2 separate regions of the Mus musculus genome follow, and region 2 is linked to region 1. The links are chromatin loops, found by intact Hi-C in ENCODE. Cell type or tissue: left cerebral cortex. All regions are shown on one strand. Links, peaks and the distances in the headings refer to the core of each region. The heading gives the core; the rest is flanking DNA.

Region 1 (8,042 bases), core at 1,408-6,407:
GAAGCTATAGGAAGAGTATCCAGGCAACCAGAAGCACTTGGCAAGGCAGAGGTTTTCTTCCCTTGGCAAGCTGGGAATGGTACTGCCAAGTACCTCAGAACCTTCGTTGTGGAAAGCAAGCTCAGATTCTCACCTAAGAGAGGGACTTGCCCCAGTCTGGGTACCTTGGGAGGCAGTTCTAGGGGTAGGGTAGCAGGTGACTGCCTCACCTGCTCCTGTCATTGTGAGTGATTGGGTAAGTTAAACCCAAACTAAGATAGATACCACATAACTAACAAACTGAGACAGATACCAGATAAATAACAAACTAAGACAGATACCATATAAATAACAAACTAAGATAGATACCATATAAATAAAAAAACTAAGATAGATACCATATAAACAACAACATCACTCCTTGTTTCCACACTCCTCAGCAAACCCCTTGCTAAAAGCTAAGAAATTCCAAGCCCACTGTAGTGGAAACTCTTCAAACTAGCCAAGAAGTGTGTCTTGGCCCAGTGTCTCCCATGTACTCCGGGATTCCTGGAGCCCTCTGGCAGAGCAAACTGTAGTAAAACTGACAGAGGAGGCTTGGGAGTCATTAAATGTCAGATTTGTGTCATCGACCACAGATGCAATACGTGAAGAAAAATGAAAGATGGAAAGAAAAAGGTGGTGGTGGGGAGACACTGAGAAAAGTCTGCAAACACAGGGTGTGGTGGTGTGATACTTTCTAGGTAAATATAAAATCATTACTAGAACTTCTTTCAACACATGTTAATCTCTTTTTACAGGTAAAGTGAAAACTGAAGAAAAGCAGATACCTATATGAATTAGCCAGAGTTCTTTAGAGACACAGCACTGATTGAATGAATCTACCTATTATCTATTTACCTATCTATCTATTTACCTATCTATCTATCTATCTATCTACCTACCTACCTACCTACCTACCTACCTATCATACCTATCTATCATCAGTCTACATATCTACTTAAATGAAATTTATTCGAGTTGGCTTACAGGTTGCATTCTGAATATTCCAACAATGACTGTCTCCTGATGGGAAGTCCACCCATACAAAAGTCATCCAGATCATGAGGCTGGAAGTCTCAGCTGGTCTCCAGTATACCCAGGAATTCCAAAGAAGTGGGTTCTGATACAGTGAAGAAAGGGAACTTGCCATGGAGGGCAAGGGCAAGCAAGCAAGCAAACAGCTCACTTTTTCCATGTTCTTTATGGAGGCTGCTACCAGAGTGTGTGACCCAGATTTCAGGTGGGTCTTCCTACCTCAAATGATCCAGTCGAGAAAAAAATCCCTCACAGGGTTTTAGTTAATTCCAGATGTAGTCAAGTTAACAACCAAGAATAGTTACATCGCACCATGTAAGTCAAAACATAAAACACAAAGCATAAAGGCCAAATAATTTCCCATCAGGCTATAGATCTCCACCCATTTGTTTCTTCATTCACTTCTTCAACAAGCACTGCTGACTGTTCTGAGGGTAGGGGCTGGCTCTGTGGCAAGCCTGTGGTTCCATTGATCATTCAGTGAGCATCAATAACTATAATGAAGACAAAAATAAATCACCATCTCAGCTGAACTACAGGGAGTGGCAAACTTCAGGAAGGGTGGGAGCACGGTGATGGCTCTGTTCTCTCCCTCCTCCCTGGGTGGAGGAGTACTACTTCTTCTGTTACTCTGACTGACTTCTCCGGTTTCCTCTTGCCTCAGCAGGCTTTCCTCCTCTACCACCCCAAAGGGAGAAGAAAGAAAAGGAAGAAAACCTAGAGGTTGTCTGTGGGAGGGAGAGGGAGGGAGGGAGAAGTGCTGAGCTACCTCCCTGTGCCTGTGAGTCTGACACTGACACCTCTGACACAAGCACCAGAACAGCTAAAAGAGAGGCTAACCTCCTTGTTATTCCTTTCACTGATGGGGACATAGGCTTACCTGCTTACTAGAGGCCATGGAGATAATTGGCACCACGGGGGTTAGAACACTGGCTCCTCAACTTCCTGGAAGAAAGTTGAAAGGAACTCTGGTCCTTTCTGCTGGGTAGGATCAACAGCCAGAGCCAACCCATTCCAGCCTCTGTGGTCCCCACCCCTTACTCCCCCACCCCCCACCCCCACGGTCATTTTATCTTTGTATCCAGAAGTACTTTTTCTCTGGCCCTCCAAAACAATGTAGATCAATTGACCTAATTACTAGCAGTCTTCCGTTCCTTATGGAAAACCCACACCACGTCCATCTCATATCTTCCATTAGTTTTAAATGATATTTATCTATTTATATGTGTGGGTGTCAGCGTGGAGATCAGAGGACAGCTTTCTGGAGGCAGTTCTCTATGTCCATCATGTTGGGGATTGAATTCCGGTTATCAGTTTTGGCTGCAAGTGTCTCTCTACCTGAGTCTACTGTTTTTCATTGCATCCTCCTCTGACGTTTGGTTTTGCTGGTTAGTTATGAGGCTTTAAGGACAACATATTACTTATTTTTAGTAATGACCTGATAAATTGTTGATTTATTACAATAAAGGTGCTCCTCTGTCTGGTTTGTGTGAATTACGGATGTGTGTCTTTGGCCTTTAAGGACCAGCTCGCAAATATGTGTGAAAAAACCCCCTAAGCACCTGCTAACAGGATTAGACTAGAGTTAAACCAGATCATGTGTCCATCCTGTTCCACCTTTAGCGTCCCAAGGTCCTTGTCTTTCAGAGAGGTACCCCGCAGCGGCGCCCTAGGGCATCAAAGGCTGTCTGTGGATCCTATGGTAGAAACTCTCTGAGAGACTCAAAACCCCGAGTTTCCCCAGTACAGAACCTGGGTACGATATTGAAACTGTTGGCCAACTCATCCCCAGGCACCAGGGAGGTTAAGCACTGGCTGGAACGCAGAGCCAACGGGTCTGTCCTGCCCAGCAAGTTTCTGCTTGGGGACGCCTGCGACGCTCCGCCACGCTGCGGCGTGTCAAGCAGGGCCGAGTCCCTTGGAGGAGTCAGTTGAACTCCGCCTGACATCCCTGCGCCAAGGAGGACTTCCCGGCGGCGCCCAGGCTCGCCCCCGCGTTCCTCCGTCCCTGGCTCGTCCCTCGTCCTCGGCCGTTCGCGTACCTTTCCGTGCCCCCACCTGCCCAGGGAGCCGGGGCAGGGCCCGAGCATTGACGTCATCGCCCGGGGCGGGGCCTCGGGCACCGCAGTGCAGCGCGGAGGGGCGAGCGGGGCGGGGCCTGCGGCGCGTGACCGCGCTGCGGGAGCTCGGCGGCGGGAAGGTGGGGCGGGCCGGGTGGCGCGGTCGCGAGGCGCGAGGGAGGGCCGTGCTGCTCCTCCGCCCCCTGGGGCCAGTGCGTGGAACGGCGCACCTGGCAACGGCGCCGCGTCCCCGCCCGCGCCGGTCCGCACACCCTGCCGGCGGCCTCGAGCGCTCGCTCGTTGATGCCGTTCTGGGGGTGACCCGGCGCGGCTCCGCGGTGGCGGGGCGCTAGACGACGCCAGCCCAGCGACGCGGGAGCGGGACATGCTGGAGCTGCGGCACCGCGGGGGCTGCCCCGGCCCTGGGGGAGCGGGGGCGCCGCCACCCCGCGAGGGAGAGGCGGCCGGCGGTGACCACGAAACCGAGAGCACCAGCGACAAAGTGAGTGAGTGCGGCGGGGCCGGGCCGCGCCCCTGGAGCGGGCGTGTCGTGGGGGGTCCTGCTCGTCCTCTGTCCCGGGGCGTGCGCGGCCGGGCCGCCGTTCCGGAACCGGACTGCACTCTAGCTTCTTTCCCGGATCTCCTGGTTCTGGGGTCAGGATGGAACCCGTCCCCGCAGGCGCTCTGGCTGTCTAGTGGCTGTCACCTCTCTCGCCTTTCCTTGGTAGGGCGACAAAGTTGGGAGTAAACTTAAGACGGGCACCTTGGGTCCTAGCCTGTCATTGGAGCCTGGCGCAGACCGGCTTCTGGAGCTCCTCCAAGCTGCGCTTTCGTTTCTCTGTTCTTTTTTTCTGGCTGATAGATTTCGGAGGGTTGAGGCTGTCATATATGGGGAACATGTAAGTGCGCCTCAAACCAGGCAGTTGTCCCATCGGTGGATTTCATTTAACCGAACAGGCTAATTCCAGACTTTTAGCACGCCACTCCTCCCCCGCTTTAAAATAGATGAACTTTGCTTCATATTTTAAAATATGCGGATATGTACGGTCACTATTATAATTGAAGCTAGGAAGAGTCAAACGTTTAGGTGTGTTTTCTGATAAACCAGTGCCAGTAAGAACTTAGGAGGAAAAATAATAAAAGTTTTATGGCTGCATGAGCTTGGTAGATTATGAAATTGGGCCAGAGAATAGATTTGCTATACGAGTTTGCTTACAGAATTCCTCTTCGCTTGAGAGACTCAAAACTTTTGAATCATTCTTGGATTTCTGTTTTGTGGAATGTAGTGTGGTGGTATCTGCCGTCATCCCAGCACTTGGGGGTAGGTGTGGAGGCAAGGACTGCCAAGATCATTCTCAGCTTTGTAGTCAGCTCAAGGTTGGCCCGGGGCTCAAACAGACACAAAAGACAGACAACCCAAATGGACTTGCGTTGCCCAAGGTCAAGTTCTCTGCCTTTTGGTAGTGGAACTAACTTCTCTGTTTTCTGTCTTTTGCCTTTTGCTGTTCTGACGCTCTCTGGCAGTGTGACTGAGGGGGAAGTTCCTCCCAAAACTTACACAGATGAACTTGATAGAGCTTGAGTTACAAATCTGTGCTGCCGCAACAATATGGTTAGCAATAAATACGTGATTTTAGAACCACAGCTTCTTCCCTGTTCCTGATGGATAGGGAGTTAAGATGAGAGTCTGGGAAACATTTGTGCTGCCGAGGAGTGACACAGAATAAACACACTTTCCAGCTGTGGAAGGTTGAAAAACGGAAAGCCATGGGCTGAGAGCAGCTCCGTGAAGAGTGCCTTGGAAACCAGACCCAAAATAGAATTAATTAGGTTGGGATTTTGTTTTAGCCCTGGTATCCTTTAGAATCAAGGAAATACCAGCCTCCTCATGTCGACTTCCTTAACTGGAGGAAGCTAACGAGCTTTTATTAAGAAAAAACATGTTCTGGAAATGGGGAAACGGCGCACAAACCGGCTTTTGAGTGTAACGTCTTATTTTTAAGCACCAGGATGTATTTAAATTAGGAACAGCTTCTGTGGTGTCTTGACTCATTAGCCTGATCCCTCGGTGACTTGCTTACCCCACCGGCTTGTTTGTTTGTTTGTAAATGCTGCACTGCTGGCTGTCACTGAGTCGGTCTCACATCTCGGTGGATGTGGCTTTTCCAAATGCAGTGTGTTGCATCTGCGACTGGTTTTGTCAATGTTTCTTAGAAGAGGGTGAGCATGTTCAAACTGTGCTGAAATATCCCTGTGGTTCTGGAGTCCCTTCTCAAGGAGCCCTTGACTTTCAGAGCCTTCAGACTCTGAGCTGCATCCTCTCTGTGTCCTTTCTTATCAGGGTGTGTATTTGAACACACCTATATTTCCAGGTCAAGGGCTATTTTTAAGTCAGCTGCCATCGTTGGAGGCTGGTTAATATTTGGTCCATCGAAACTCTTAAGTGTTGTTAAGTTTAAGAGCCAGTTTAAAAAAAAAAAACCACACCTTTAGAAATTAATGCAGGAATTGAAGGACTACCTCACATCCTGCTTACTCCGAACTTCTATGCCTTGCCATTTTGTAGCCTTTATAATGGTCTGGTTGATGGGACATTTCTATTGTTCACGACCCTGAGACTTCTGCCCAGACAAGGCTCTGTGTGCTCCAGAGAATTAGCATGTGAAATAGTGCTTCATCTCTGCAGGGGAATGCTCTAGGACTTGAAACACCCAAGTAGTACTTGACCAAGAACAAGGGCCCGTCTCAGCCTACTACCCACCCTGGAGCCATGTGTGGGCAGCTTTCAGTAGACAGCCGTGAAGGCCTTGTTAGCATAGAGGGCTCGAATGGACATGGAGACTGTAGGGGAAGCTCTAAGGAGGACTTGAGTGTTGAACTCGGAAGTGAAGATGCCTGGGAGGTCAGTCAAGTGGACAGGGGTTAGGACTGGTTAGGGCAGGGTGTTCTAGTCAGAAGGCACTCAGAAGTGCCTCCCAACTCAGCATTCTAGAGACAGAACACAGAAATTAGAAACCCCAGACTATAAACTGCTGGGTTGGGAGGCAAGGTTGAACTCTTGAGAGCCTTGAGGCCTTTGGCATTCCTCTTTACTCAATGGACTCTGAGAAGCTGTGTTGTTGGTTTGGTTATTGGTTTCCGAGGAAGTCGAGTTTCCAGTGGAGTCCCAGCTGACCTGGAACCCACCTTCCTCCTCCTCCTGACTTTGCCTCTCCAGTGCTGGCATGACATGTGTGTCACCACACCAAGCTCTACACTGGAAAGTTCTGCAGCAGCATCTATACATAGCTCAAGAGCAGTGGTCCAGAAAGTACTGGAAGGGGCAACCCCGGGAAGGGTGTTGCGGAGCCCACCATGGGAATTGATGGGGTTACTAGTTAGTCTAGGGGAGATGGTGTCCAACACTGGAGAGAGCCATGCTGGTGGATGCCCTACCAGGGTGCTCGTGTTTAGACTCATGAAAGAGTGTCCATGTTAGAAAAGAGCCAGGGATGTAAGGAGTAGCCAAGTCATGGAGGGTCCTGGGCTCTGAGAGAGGAAGGGTTGCTTAGAAGGTGCCATCAGAGGTACTTTAGAATGACAGCTAAGATGTGTGAAGAATTTAGCCAGAGAGCTTAATGGGAACCAGACTTTCTGCTGTGAAAGGCCGAGGAACACGGGTGGTAGTTGGGAAGCGGAAGGCAGTTCAGACAGGAGGACCTTGCCCTCAAGGCCCAGGTAGCCATGCAGAGGAGGAGGTGCAGAGATGTGAGAGCCAGAGGTGATATAGATGACTCACTACAGGACCGATGCACCTATGGACCCATTAGAAACGGAGTGAGCATGCTCAGGACCCGCACACCTTAGGCCAGAGGGGTCGCCAGCTCTCAGGGTGAAGTGGGCAATATGCCTGCCCCAAGAAACTATCTGCACCTGATACCTCCTTGCAAAGGGAAGATCAGCTTTCTCCAATATAGTGGCATTGGGCATCTCAATCATACCCCAGGGCAGGTAGAGAGGTGGGGTTGGCGGAGGTGGGGGTGGGAGAGTTGGGAGGGTAGGGAGGTGGGAAAGACCAGAGAAGAGTAGGGGAGGGGAACACATGATCAAAATATATTGTATGCATTTATTTTCCATAAAAAGAGGATGAAGGAAGACCTTTTTCTCTGTGGATGGGGCTGTGGGGTTGTTCATGGTTAGAAGTCGTGAGAGATGAGGGGCCCTCAGAGACATAGTGGGTAGCCAGCCCCTAAGCACTAGCCGAGTCCGTGGAAAGCACAGGGGAGTGATACATAGATACCAGGAAAGGAAGGAAGGATGCATGCTTCTTGGGGAAAAAAAAAAAAAGAGCAGAAATAGAGGCTGCAGAAGCCTGGCAATCCACGTGTTTGCCTTGGGCCTTCCCCTTTCTCACTCAGACAGTGAGCGCTGATGGATCTTAGAATCAAGCTTGCTTAAGCCAAATGGTAGTAGTAGTTCACTTCTAAGGCTGGGGATGTTAAATGACCAGGGGCAAACTATGCAGACTCTGCTGGCCACAGACTGTTATGTGCCAGATCCACACAGCTCTTAAGTTAGCCGTAGGTCCAGGCTGCTGGTGTTTGTAAGAAGGCTTCAGTCCACAGAGTCCCTTCCCACCTGTTTACTCCATCCTCACGATGTGTGTTCTGAGTGATAGCCAGGGGAAGAGCAGCAGGTGTCTCGCCATGGGAAAGCAGGCGGGGCAGAACTGAGAACTGAACTGGGGGAAGGCTTGGTTAGGATGGGAAGCTCTCAAGGCTAACTGTGTGGGATTGTGGAGGCAGGGGAAAGGATTTTGAGAAAGTTCAGCATCTTCCAACCAAAGGAACTGCCCATCAGTGCTTCCTGTGGGGCAGCTGCTGACATTCTGAAGGTCCCTCTTAGTTCCTGCGCAAGTGTGTTCAGGAACGGTAAGCTCTGCCACTG
Region 2 (8,042 bases), core at 1,951-6,950, 60 kb after region 1:
CTTCTCTGCTTCATCACCAGGGGTCCGAATCCCAGCAAAGTGCTCCAGCAGCTGTTAGTGCTTCAACCAGAACAGCAGTTAAATATCTACAGAACCCTGAAGATTCATCTCACCGAGAAAGGGATCCTGCAGCCCACCTTGAAGGTGTAGCTGCCCTTGAGGACGACGGGCTGCTGAGGAGGAGCTCACAGACCAGCTCTGACTGGAGCCGTGCACTGAGCCAGCCTGGGGCTAAAACTCAGTAGATGCAGGCTTTGCAGATACAAAGGTTTCTTTTTCTGAATTTACAATTACTGTGAATATTTAACAAACACGTGGTCTAAGGTGAGTGCAGCAGTCGCCCACCCGTGAAAGATCCTGTACTTTTCTAAAATGTATTTTCCAATGTTAAGTTCTCTGCCCTCACTGGCCAGGTTCCATGATTTAGGTAGACTTGCGTTTTAAAGAGTCAAACACTATCAACTGAGGCCCTCGTAGGGTGTTGACCTTTGCCCTGGTGCTGCCCTGGCGTAGCCATAGCTGAATGCACTGGAGGCACCTTGGGAATCGAGGTCTCGGGGTTTCCTCCTCTAATGATCTCAAGCATTTCTGAAGGGCTGAGTTAGATTAAAAAGAAAGAAAAAGAGCGATTGTCCACTTTTCTCTCTCTTCTTTTTGTTTGTTTGTTCATGGTACTGGGCTAGAACCCAGGGTCCGGTCCACACCAGGCAGGTGCCCCACTCTTGGGCTCCGCCTTGGCTGGGCCGCCTACTTTCAGAGTAGCAGTCATCTGCCAAGTGTTAACGCCCTGGTGTTAAGGAGTTTCAAAATCAGAAGCTAGAGGCTGGTGCTTAGACCACTGTTGATTTGTTGAAAAAGAAGTTATCAGAATCCATTTCTGATGCAAAAGAGACTCAGAGTGGGTCCTGCATGGCGAGCCCAGCACGAGGCTCCTCCACCAGAAATACCTCACCAGGGATGGTAGGGATGAGTGGTGTGTGGTGGTGGCTGGGGAGCCACCTGGAAAGGAGAGTTTTCCCTAAAGACCCAGCTCCAGGCCAGCCCCCTGCTGGTAATTAACCTCTGTCACCTTGCACTTCCTGAACCCAAGAATAAAAGTACAGCAGAAACAGCAGCCATGAAGCAGGAAAGCCTACAAATGCCACACCTTGCCCCTGTGCAGGTGGGGCCGGACCCTGTGAGTGGACTAGGGGATCTCCTGTTGCTGTGTGTGCTCTGCAGCCATACTTAACCAAATGTCGCGGTCACCCGCAGAGACGACCTGGAGGGGGAGAAATGGAGATGCTGCAGAGGATAGTTTGGTAATGAAAAGAGTAAATATTTTGTTTAAGTTAGAAATCACCCATATTTCCTTCCCACTGTGGATGCGCTAGGGTTCTGAGGAGGAGCCCACAGGCATCAGTAGCAGTCCTGAGAACACCATTGTTGGCCCCCAGGTGACTGGTGACCCTGCGCTGGATTCAGCCCACGCCCTCTGCATACAAGCCAGGGGAGCGCTGTCACCTTAGGAGATCCCCTCTCAGTGGCTGATGTCAGTGTCCCCTGCTTTTGTGTGTCCCCCCGCCCCGCCCCAGATGTTGACCATAAATGAGTTGCAGGCACAAAAGAAATGGAGGGAAGCCTTGTGGTAGGAGCATGTCCAGGAACAGGCTGTCTGCAGAGGTAAAGGATGGTTGAGGACATGGTGGCTTCTCCTTACCCACCATGCTCTCATGGCTTGCGAGGCAGAATTATGGAAGCATTACTTAATACACGTATTAAAAATCAATATTCTAAACACAAAGGATGAAACTAGGACTATCTGGGGTTACAATAAAAGCTCTTCTCAATTAGATCTTTTAGAGCTGGGTGTACATTATGCCATATAAAAACAAGCGAGTTCTTTAACAACAACACTCTAGTAATGAACATTTTAGCCTACTTTTTATAGCGTGTACATTAAAGTGGACTATAGCAAACAACCACCGTGAGAGCGACTGTGACCAGCGTTCCATTTGCACTGGAACAGGCGTCATCCAGTGGAGTGAAGTGGTGGATGAGTGGCAACCAGGAAGGCCCTCCACAGCAGAGATCCATCGATGGAAAATCGACCTTTGAACTGCTGTCTGACCTGGTAGCTTTTGGGATGGTGATGTCTGAGAACCAGGGCGCTCTCCCTAGTCTTCCTTGTGGATTCACACAGACAGTTGCTGTCCGAGATTAAAGGCTGCCCCCACTTTTGTCCCTTTGCACTTTGAACAGAGGTCATGGCGACACCTGGTCTGATGAGAAGAAAGGTCGAGACAGTGTGGATATACTGTACGGGGTGAGAGTTTATTATATGTGTCTATCAGCCCTCAGCGCTGTGGATATATATACTGTAGAGCTTATGATATGTGTCAATCAGTCCTCTGAATCTTTTTACTGAAACTGGGATAGAAAAATAAAGATCCAATGGTATTTTGACTTTGCGCTGCTGTTTTCTAATCGGAGAAAAAGCATTCTGTAAGCACTGGGCTTCTAGACAGCTCCTCGCCCCACAGTGTCACCTTACCTCCTCCTAAGGTGAGCTTCACTGTCCCTTGCTGCTCACACACGAGGGAACTCTGATTGGTGTCCAATGTGGAGTAGCTGGTCAGTCCGCAGGCTGATGCTGCTGAGCTGAAAACCAGCGGCTGCTTCGGCTGTGGTGCTCTGGTGGCATTACGTGCACAGTGGGTCCTTCTGGACACAACAACACTGCAATTCACAGTTCTCTGCCCCACTCAGACAGACACGAGGAGACACCTCACAGCGGGGGTGGACAGAGTGGAGACATGCAAACCCCAGGTTCATGGGAGACGGGGCACCACCTGAACACCTTTGAGAATCCCCTTCAGTTCAGGGTCTATGTATTTGGAAGCCCATGAAACTGCTGCAAAGAAAACAGGGTCCAGACAATTCAAACCAATAGCCATTCTGACAGCCTGGTGTCTTCATGTATAGATATGGTGAGCTTTGTGGAATCCGCACAGCGTGGGTCATTTAGTCAAGCACATCTTTTGATAATAAGTGTTCTCCAAAAAGGAGCAGGGAGAACCCTTGCAGTTTCCTAACATGTACAAAGGGCACAGAGAAAATCCCTGAGATGCTCAAGCTATCCCCATCAGCAGGGGAAAGGAAAGCCACTCTGGAAGAACAGAACTCCAAATCGCTCTCCTTCCAAGCCCACAGAGTCTGCTGGGGCCTTTCTGTGAACTCCAGCCTCCTTCCTGCTGGGTCCAACTGGAGCTTAGTGGGTTTGGATGGTTTTCTGTTCACGATCATGTGACTTTTAACCTTCAGTTGGGATCTAAAAGAGTGCTAAGTTTAGGGAATATTCTTGAAAAAAAAAACCTGTAAACATTTTTCATTAGTTTGGTAAGGTAAGATGGACATACTTCATTGGTAAGGATGTCTTTTTTCCCACCAGACACTTTGTTGAGATGTAATTTACATGCCAGCCTGGGCATGATAACGCATGTCTGTCAGGCCAGCGCTAGTGAGGACAGAAGCAGGATCGTCAAGGCCAAGGTCAGCCTCAGCTGTGCGTGACTTCCAGACCAGCCTGGGTCTCATGAGAACTTGCCTCAGAACAGAGCAGCAGTGGTAATCTATCAAAAGTCACTCAAACCAATGATGGTTGGAAGCCATTTCCATGTTCTCACCAAACGTCCCTGGTGCCCACCCATTTGTGGTTACTCCCTGTTTGGATGCCCAAATATGGTCAGTCCCTGAGCTGGTGCTTAACCTGCATCAGTCTGCCTTTGTGGGAGTTCTGCGCTAATGGAATCATGGGTATGCGGATTTCTGCATCAGGCACAGTATTTTTATATGCATTGCTACTTTTTATGAATATTGGATTTGGACAGCCCACTTACCAGCTGATAGTCACTTGCATTCCTTCCAGCTTGGGGCTTTTATGAAAAATGTTCCTGTAAGACTTTCTAGAAAGAAATGCCTGTGGACACGCCCTCGGTTCCCTTTCATAGATTGCAAGGGGGTGGAATTGCTGGCTTGTGTGGTAAGTTCATGTTTGAACCTCAGCCGGTCGTTTTCCGCAGCTTCCCGCAGTCCCTTCAGCTCCTGAGGAACAGCAAGGCAGCTTTGTTCTCCTGGTCTGAGGAGGCCATTGTTCTCTTGAAGTCAGAGCAGCTGATCTCACAGGGGAGCCTTCTAAGTTTGGACAGATCAGCACCTCCTCCTGGAAGTAGGGAGGGCTCGGGAGGCAGGCAGCCTTCTTGCCGAGGTGGTAGCTGCTTGCCCCCAACTGATGTGACAGGCAAGGCTAAGATAAGCTGAGGCTGCTCTGTCTGAAGGCCCAGTATCTGTGGCAAATCCCAGGCGGCTGTCTTCTGTGTGGTATCCAGTGGGCGGCCTCTGTGGTGTATAGAGTCAGCAGGGTGAGAGCTGCTTCAATGGCTGATGCACTAGAGAACATATAGACTTTGAAAGCAGCACATCTGGAATGGGTTACCATGGGCTAGCGAGTGACTGTGGCATCAGTTGTACCCGCCTTTGTTATGGGTGAGAGACAAGCAACTGAGGGCCGCTGACTGTGCAGGAAGAACTTGCTTCCATACGGGAGGGATTTACAAAGAAAATCACAAAGATGCTGTCCTCCGTGAGCCTCTTAAGTGGCAAAAAAAAAAAAAAAAAAAAAAAAAAAAAAAGCCTAAAACAACAACAACAAAACAAACAAAAAACAAGAAAAAAAAACCCACAAAAATACCCTGGGGTTGGGGGAGATAGGTTGGGGCTGGGGGAGTGAGGCAAAGAGTACAAATTAGGTCTATGTTAAAATTTGCCATCACAAAACTTGGAATTTAAAGAATCAGAGAGTGGAAGGGGAAATGATAAGAAGATATCCCTGAGGCCCAACCTTTACTACACAGGAAGGGGAACTCTGGTTCAGCGTACTGATGGGGTGGTCTTCATAAAGACTTGTTAGAACTGTGATACAAGAGACTCTGCCTCTGAACAAGGTTGAATTAGAAAAAATGGAAAACTTAACTGTTTCAAAAAGTTATCACTATGTCCTTGATAAATCGTGTCACCTTTTTGTCAGCTAGACACAAGCTGGAGTCACCTGGGAAGAGGGACGCTCCAGGCATGTCAATAGAGCATCTTCCTGATAAATGACTGACTTGGGCGGGTCTAGCTCTGAGTGGGCGGGGCCATCCTTGGGCCGGTGATAATGGTGTAAGAAGGCAGGCTGAGGGCTGGGAGCCGGCTGAGCTGTGAAGGGCTAGGCTCACAGCCAGAAAAGACAAGAAAGGCTGAGCGAGCCAGTAAGCCGCATTCCCTCGTGGGCTTCTGCTTCAGTTCTTGCCTCAGGCTCCTGCCCTGACTCCTGCGATGATGGACTGTGTGGTACACTGTGTAAGTCTGTAGCCTTTCCCTCCCCGGCTTTGCCTTTGGCAATGGTGTTTTATATCGCATCGGTAGAGAGCAAACTAAGAGACAGCAGGAGAACTGACAGGGAAGGAAAAGTCGAGGACAAGCGCTCCGTGCCCTTCTGACGTCAGAGATAGCTAAGTCCACATTCTGCCCAGAGAGAGGATTTCCTAGACAGCACTAGGAAACCCCACTTTGACAGCTCTGGCTTTTGTTTTTGGAGTCTCCCTCTCCATGGAGGGGGGCAGGGAAAGAAGGAACAAGTCCTAGTCCAAATGTGTTGACCCTAGCTGAAGACTAGAATCTAGCACGCCCAGGAACAACCAGCCAAACCAAAAACCATGACAGGAAGCCTAGACCAAAGAGACTTGGTGGAAGTTCCAGGCATGTGATCATTGAAGTAGGTGTTCTAGCTTCCAGACGGCCAAGGCAAGAGCCTTCCTTATACAGACCACTGAGGGCCCCATTTCCCACAGTGTGGAGCATTTGTAGGCACAGAACAAGAGAATTCCTGCCTGCTGTGGTGGTCATGCCTGTAACCGCAGCACCCTGGAGGCAGAGGCATGATTGGGGAGTTGAAGCCAGCTGGGGCATTGTAGGGAGACCATGTAAAGGGAAAGGAAAGAAAACCAAATCCATTTTCTTTGGGCATATACTACTGAGAATATTCATTTCTACCACTCCTTTGCTGGGTAGTTCTATATCAGCCTGACACAAACTAGAGTCGTCTGAGAGGAGGGAAGCTCAATTAAGAAAACGCTTCGTGAAGACCAGGATGTAGGCAAGCCTGGGAGACATTTTCTTCATTAGTGATTGATGGGGGCGGGCCGCGGGCCCCGCCCATTGTGGGTGGGGCCGTTCCTGGGCAGGTGGTCCTGGGTTAGGTAAGAAAGCAGGCTGAACAAGCCCTGGGGAGCAAGGCAGGAAGCGGCATCCTCTATGACCTGTGTTATCAGCTCCTGCCTCCAGGTCTCTGAACAGCCTGAGTTGCTGCCATGACGTCTTTCCGTGGACTGTGTTCACCACCGCCCTAAACCCTTAGTTTCTGAAGGGTAGATATTTTTTCACTAAATGTATGTGAAACAACATTTGACTGAAATGACACGTTAGTGATCAGATAGCTAAGTCCACACTCTGCCCTCAAAAACCTTCCGGGTCAGCTGGGGAGACATGTCAGAGGATGCTGTCTACTCAGGAAGGGCTAAAGCTAGGGGTGAGGGAAGAAGAGGGGAACAGGGAAGGCCCAAGTAGGGCCAGAGGCTCTGGTACATTCTGTAGCTGTTGGGACAGCTTGTCGGGGTCACCTACTTTTTTTTTTTTTAAGCAGATACCTCTTTAGACTAGAAAGCATCCTGTCCCTAGGTCAGAGATGTGTTGTCATAGAAACTTGGAAGCAGCAGAGTGTAGAGAGTTGGGATTGTGCTGTTCCCTGTGAAGAAAGCCCACTGAATCCCTCTCTGCTCAGGGCACAGGAAAGAGGGACCACACAGCTAACATGAGCCAGTTATACAACAGACCTCTACTCAGCACTGAGGGATGTAGTCTGGATATATGTGTACCGTGGATGGCCAGTCACAAATACATGTAAACACAAGGAGAGAGAGGAAGGGGGAAGGGGAAATGGGAGGGGGAGGGGGAGGGGAGGGGGAGGGGAGGGGGGAGAAACAGATAGTTAAAAGTTTTGTGTATTTGAGACCCTCTCAAGTCTATAGCCCAGGTTGTCCTGTTATTCTGTGGTCCAGATTGGCCCCACACTGGTCATGTTCCTGCCTCAGCTTCCTGAATGCTATGGTTCCAGGTGTAGCCACCATGCCTACTCATGGCCAGGGTATCTCAAATTTATTCATATCACTTACTCTGGCACCTATACTGTGGGATCTGCAAACAGGCAGAATGGGTAAGGCACACGCCAGGCCCGAGGACGGGGCAAGGAGGGCTGCTAGGGTTCTCCACGGCTACCCTGCATCAGGTGCAGACAAGTGGAGGTGATTGCCTGCTGGCCAGGGGTGGCCTGGGAATGGAGGTTAGAGGCAGGATTTGGGAACTTTCTTTTCTGGCTCTGGGCAAAGCCACTGTGGCCTGGACATGCTGCTCCAGGGGCCCTCCGTCCAGGACTAAGGGGCCTTGAAGGTTTAGAACCAAATGTCTGTGAGTTTTACACAGATGTTCAGGCATGGGGTGTGGACCCACAGAGACTCAAATGCAACACCACATGCTTTAAGATTTCTGCCAAAACTGCATTCAAGCCGAAGCGAGGGTGCTTAAGCATGCTCTGGTAGGGCACAGTGCCAGGCCTTGCCACAGCTGACCATGGGATCCCACCATGTGCCAGCACAAAGCGGGACAGTGAGGAGTTGTGTGGGGATAGTAGTATGGCCTGGCCAACTGCTGGGACCACAGGACATTCACTGTAGCCAGGAGTGCTGGCACTGTGACTGCAGGGGTGTGTGTGGGTGGGTGTGGGGGGTGTGGGGGAGGGGGTTGTCTTCATTTAGTCTCTCATTGAATGATCATCCAAGACCTGAAGCATCGAGGAAGAAGAGCTGGCTTGGGGCAGGCAGAAGGCTCTGTTAGGAACAAAGGGCAGCCATGGAATGGCGAGTTGGCAATAGAGAAGCCGGTCAGGGTTTTAACTGGCAAAGTACCCC

The links. Hi-C counts contacts between places; a loop is a spot of excess contacts. Peaks named below come from ENCODE experiments on the same cell type or tissue, not always from the same donor. Only the 100,000 strongest peaks of a DNase experiment are listed, where the experiment ranks them.
Region 2: it touches region 1 in a loop (2.1-fold over the local background); 2 of 42 quality-filtered maps call a loop at or near these places.

Annotation. Positions count from the first base shown.
Region 1 is chr5:101,761,872-101,769,913 of GRCm38, forward strand. Gm42134 reads right to left here and starts at 3,392. Exons shown (of 6, transcript XR_880489.2): 1 at 3,099-3,392; 2 at 1,937-2,001. It overlaps Cds1 (CDP-diacylglycerol synthase 1), which reads left to right and starts at 3,259. Exons shown (of 13, transcript NM_173370.3): 1 at 3,259-3,618. The coding sequence starts at 3,502. It overlaps 9430085M18Rik (a long non-coding RNA gene), which reads left to right. Exons shown (of 3, transcript XR_001785073.2): 3 at 780-1,360. In left cerebral cortex, for the core only: a CTCF peak has its summit at 3,425; DNase peaks (open chromatin) are centred at 3,130, 3,857, 4,612 and 4,835; H3K4me3 peaks cover 2,805 bases; H3K27ac peaks cover 1,570 bases.
Region 2 is chr5:101,821,414-101,829,455 of GRCm38, forward strand. Cds1 (CDP-diacylglycerol synthase 1) reads left to right here. Exons shown (of 13, transcript NM_173370.3): 13 at 21-2,439. The coding sequence ends at 150. Gm20548 (a long non-coding RNA gene) reads left to right here and starts at 4,770. Exons shown (of 3, transcript XR_001785074.2): 1 at 4,770-5,379. In left cerebral cortex, for the core only: no CTCF peak of the experiment used is centred there; DNase peaks (open chromatin) are centred at 3,886, 4,307 and 5,274; H3K27ac peaks cover 1,312 bases.